2 separate regions of the Homo sapiens genome follow, and region 1 is linked to region 2. Evidence: chromatin loops called from intact Hi-C (ENCODE). Cell type or tissue: heart left ventricle. All regions are shown on one strand.

What was found. A loop is a pair of places that touch in the nucleus more often than their neighbours do. Peaks named below come from ENCODE experiments on the same cell type or tissue, not always from the same donor. Only the 100,000 strongest peaks of a DNase experiment are listed, where the experiment ranks them.
Region 1: a loop joins it to region 2, with 5 times the contacts of the local background. A loop is called at or near these places in 5 of 110 quality-filtered maps.

The regions. Positions count from the first base shown.
Region 1 is chr1:193,189,379-193,191,878 of GRCh38, forward strand. All of the region lies in intron 10 of CDC73 (cell division cycle 73), which reads left to right. Among named protein-coding and RNA genes, the nearest start is that of B3GALT2, 4.0 kb to the left of the region's middle. In heart left ventricle, a CTCF peak has its summit at 1,173; no DNase peak of the experiment used is centred here; H3K27ac peaks cover 573 bases.
Region 2 is chr1:193,586,398-193,588,897 of GRCh38, forward strand. The region is part of intron 3 of LOC124904475 (a long non-coding RNA gene); the gene reads left to right. Among named protein-coding and RNA genes, the nearest start is that of LINC01031, 280 kb to the left of the region's middle. In heart left ventricle, no CTCF peak of the experiment used is centred here; no DNase peak of the experiment used is centred here; H3K4me3 peaks cover 397 bases; H3K27ac peaks cover 576 bases.

The sequences.
Region 1 (2,500 bases), 400 kb before region 2:
GAGAAACTGTAAAAATCTTATGACAGGAGAGCTTGTAGAAGTTCTTCCTTTAGTCTAGTTTCTTTTAACATCTGAATTCTATGGTTAAACTAATTCAGTAAATGTGACAGGTTTCTTTTTCAGATTCAGCAAACTGGCAGCTATTTTGTTAAGTTTTATAGTTATAAATGGCTTGTAATTGTCACTTGCATAAGTCTATTTTTAATCCTACAACACATCCGTGATGGCAAAATAGGTGGCCGTTACTATGTGCATCATGGCCAGAGCTGTCCAGGCCGGTTTTAGCATTTTCCTGGGCATGTCTAGTATAGACTTCAAGGAGTCAGAATTTAAAGACAGGAATTGTAATGCCTCCTAATTGTCAGTTTTTACTGGGTATAGGAATAATTATTTTTGTATTCATGTAGTTAATGGTTTTGAATGATTATTACATGTTGAATCAGATGTAAATCTGCTGTTCAAGTGGCTACTAAATAGTAACTCATGGAGTTACATCATCTGTTTATCTATGTATGTACATTCAACAATATGTCCTTGGTAAAAAGATTAAAAGAGAAAGGTAGGGGGAGAGCACTTCAACCAGGGTGGATGATTTTCATCTAATGGGAATGAGCAAAATCCTTGAGTAACATTAGAAGGGAGACATGAATCTGGTCTTCTTATATTGGTCTCCTTTCCTGTTTGTGCTTTATTATGAGTGGTTGGTCCCTGAATTCAAGGAATTAATTTCAGCTAGGACTTACCAGAAATACCAGCTATTTTTTCCCATGTTGGACAAAAATCTTAATGTTTTAGATCAGGTATAATTTCCACCATACCACTCTGAAAACTGTCACTTGACACAATTATTTAGAGACCAATTTTAGTTTTATTGAGATGACTAGACAATTTTGCATGATGTTTGCTTGGAGTTTATTTCTCTTGACTGTTTTTATTTATAATCAGATGCAGTCTTTTTCATTACATAAGGGATTTGGACAAATGGCTTGTTTTTGGTTATTTAATATTAGTATAGGTAGTTTCCCCTTTTTGAAGAGAAGTCAAATGTTTATTAAAAGCTTGTAATTTTCCTCTAAAGTCAGTGGATGATTTATGAACCAGCTTTACTTTCCTTGAACTCACAAAGCAAGAATTAGCCTGATTGCAAATAAGCAATCTCAGAATGACCACAAGTGTCAGTGTTTGCCTGCCTTATTTTTCTCCTTCAGTTTTCTTGTGCAGCAGATAGGCATGTTGTTTAAGAATTTCTTTTGACTTGAAAACAAAGCTAAATTTAAGTGTCTCTTTCAGAACTAATTATAGACACCTTTATCTGTTTTAATTCATGCAAACTATTAACAATGAGCATTTACAATCAGCAGTGATTTGGCAAATACTTTATTATGCTTGTGTATTCCTTGGTTTTTCTGAGGCACAGCTGTTTCAGTCAGGAATAATACTCTTAGAGCTGTGGTTCTCAAGGGGGCAGTGGTAGGGGTAGTACTGATTTCTACGAGGTGTTCTAGAAGTTTGTGAGGATGTTTCTAGTTAACAGAATGATTTTTAAGGGCATTTTAGGGCCAGGGTAGGTAGTAGTCCAGTAGTGTGTGGGACAGTCTTTGTAAACAGCAAAGACTAGCTCTGTGTTCTGCAGGACTTCTGAGTGTTTCATTGGCTATCTGTGTAGGTGAAACACTTTTTTATAATTAAGTAAATTTAAAACATTGTTGGAACATAAAGTATATTTTGTTCAGTTTTAACGTGCACTGAATTATCTAGAAATGTAACTACAGTGTACAGTGAGGGAAGCTTGTACTTTGCTTTGTTCTAAACTTGGCCAATGGTTCACCATATCAAAAAATGAAATTGTGTTCATGGCATTTGAGTCACCAATATACCAGTCTATGGGCATTTGTAATTGTTACATTCACTATGACTTTATGTATAGGTATTAGCATCTGGTTAGTATATCTTCTGGTATAATCATGTCTGAGACTTACATACTGAAATGCATATTTTTATCATAAATCTCTCTTTTTGTTTGTTTTTTGAGACAGTCTCGCTCTGTTGCCCAGGCTGGAGTGCAGTGGCGTGATCTTGGCTCACTGCAACTTCCACCTCCCAGTTTCAAGTGATTCTCCTTCGTCAGCCACCCGAGTAGCTGGGATTACAGGCGTGTGCCACCACACTTGGCTAATTTTTGTATTTTTAGTAGAGTCGCGGTTTCGTCATGTTGCAGGCTGGTCTCAAACTCCTAACCTCAAGTGATCTGCCCACCTCGTCCTCCCAAAGTGCGGGGGATTATAGGCCTGAGCCACCACACCTGGCCTCTATCATTAATGTCTTTAAAAATTTTATTTGTATTAGTGTATTAATTTTTAAAATATATATGTAGATTGGTTGTATTACCTGTGCATTTCATTTCAGGTAGTTAAGAGGGGTCATTGTAAAGTATTTCTTATATAAATACTTGTTCCATGTAAAGTAAATATAAAGGGCATGTGTTGAATTTGATAGAACT
Region 2 (2,500 bases):
GTGAGCTGACATCGCGCCACTGCACTCCAGCCTGGGTGACTGAGAGAGACTCTGTCTCAAAAAAAAAAAAAAAAAAAAAAAAAAAAAACCAAAAAACAAAAAAACAAAAACAAAACCTTTGGTGGTAACTGTGACTTATGCAGCAGCATTATAAATACAAACTCTGTGGTATACTGTCAGAGGGGTAGCTATCAGAGGCACTGATGATTCCGGGAATAAATATAGTACTTGTACTGAAGGTTCTTCCACCTTGTTTTCTAAGTTTACTTAATTGGAAAAAGAATCAGTCATTTTTGTTTTTGATTTACCATGATTTATCCCAATACTATTCATTTATGCTTGAAAAATATTTGCTTTTTTTCCTTATAGAACATCAGATATTTTTCAATCAATAGGTTCATTCTTTTATTCAATAAACATTTGTAGAACACCCATTCTCTCTCAGGTACTGTGTTAGACACTGAGATTTAAGGTTTAATTGTAAAGTCAGATGTGTAAACATAAAATGACCACAGCCTGTGGTAACAGCTGTAATATATCTGTAAAAAGGCTCTTTAAACCAGGAATATATAATAGACTTGGTCTGAGGAGTTTGAGCAAGATTCATGGATGCAGCGACATTTTTCTGGGATTTAAAGATTGAGTTTTTAAAAATTAGGAGAAATGTGAGAATAGTTTCTGAAAAAGTGGAGTATATAAAAAAAGCGTGATATGCATGTCTTGCAGGAACAGAGTTGAGCTGGAGGCCATTATCCTTAGCAAACTAATGCAGAAACAGAAAACCAAACACTGCATGTTCCCACTTAAGAGTGGGAGCTAAATGATGAGAACTTACGAACACAAAGAAGGAAACAACAGACGTGGGGGCCTACTTGAGGATGGAGGGTGAAAGGTGCGAGGAGGGAGAGAAGCAGAAAAAAATAAATTGAGTTCTAGGCTTAGAATTCTAATTTCTTCTCAGAGCATGTTCATGGGTTAATATGTTACACTTCTCTCTTCCTATGTTTAGCAACCTGTGCAACTATGAAAAATAACTGATGGTCACACTTTGTATTCTTTCCAACAAATCAAATTATTAAATGATTTACTCAATTGTCATTGTACTTAAGAAATGTTTTCATTTATTGTTTTGAAATGCCTTTTATAGTCTAGTATTACCAAGTGACCTAATTAACTGAAAAACTATATAATCAGCTCTTTAAAAATCCATAAGGCTAAAAAGTAATAAACATAGTAACCCAAGAAATAAAGTATAAATGAATAATATAGAGCAGTGGGAAACTATCTAATAAACATTATTAGTTCAGAAATAGACATTTCATGTTCCTAGTACTAACAAATACTTTGCCAAATAATACTTCTTTCTTGCTGATAGAGATCTATTTGGACTTATTTCTCTATTGAAGTAAATGTGAAAAACTTCCAAAATTTTCTAAGTTTTCTCACCTTGACTTTTATCATTGACATTGTGAAAATGTCATTTTCTTCTCCTAGTGGGGCAATTCAGGAAAAGGACCACAGCATGGACCCTTTCAGAAGAACGCATTTCCGAGGGTTGGCCAGAGGAGATGGGGATGGGAGGCAAAAATTCCAATAAGCGGGTTTCTTTCAAGTTATATTTATGCTAGTCTCATCAGTGCTTTACTGCAGACAAAAGGTCTTTTCAATCCTTTGGATTTTAAAATAAGGGGGGAAATTTATATATATATATGTGTGTATACACACACACACATATATGTGTGTATACACACACACACATATATATATGTGTGTATACACACACACACATATATATGTGTGTATACACACACACATATATATATATGTGTGTATACACACACACATATATATATATACACACACACATATATATATATACACATACACACACACACACACACACACACACACACACACACTGTTTGAAATAGTGCTGTTTCTGCATAAGGAAAGCTGTAGAGGCAGCCAAGCCATCTGCTGGTGCACCAGGGGCCAGGCTCAGCTGCAGAGTGTCAGTGTATCTCCTGGATGATGGCAGAAATAGGAAAGTGGACTTGAAGCAATGCAAGGGACTAGCCCAGGCTTATTCTCTTCCACAGTTTGTTAGGTGCGTATTATGGCCCCTAACTGCATGCTGCCTGTGACCTTTGAAAAGTCACTCCATTCCATTAGGAACTGATAAGTTTTTCACATGCAAGGAGCCCTCCTTTCCCTCTGCAGGGAAACACAAAGTGATTATGATGGCATTTGACTTGCATGCTTTCCTGCTGAGAGAAAGGGTTTGCGATCCTGGCACGTAGGGAGAGAGGACGACAAAGTGGGATAAAATATGCCAGAAAGAGCAGTGAAGCAGATCTAATATTTCTCTAAGGGGATGTTATTATGTATTTTCCAGAGGTGGATTTTAGCTTGGGTGACACAGACGGCTGCCTGGAGTCCTTGGCACTCTCCTCCTGCCACTGACTGGGGAATGCTGTGCTCCAGGTGCTGGTAGAAAGCC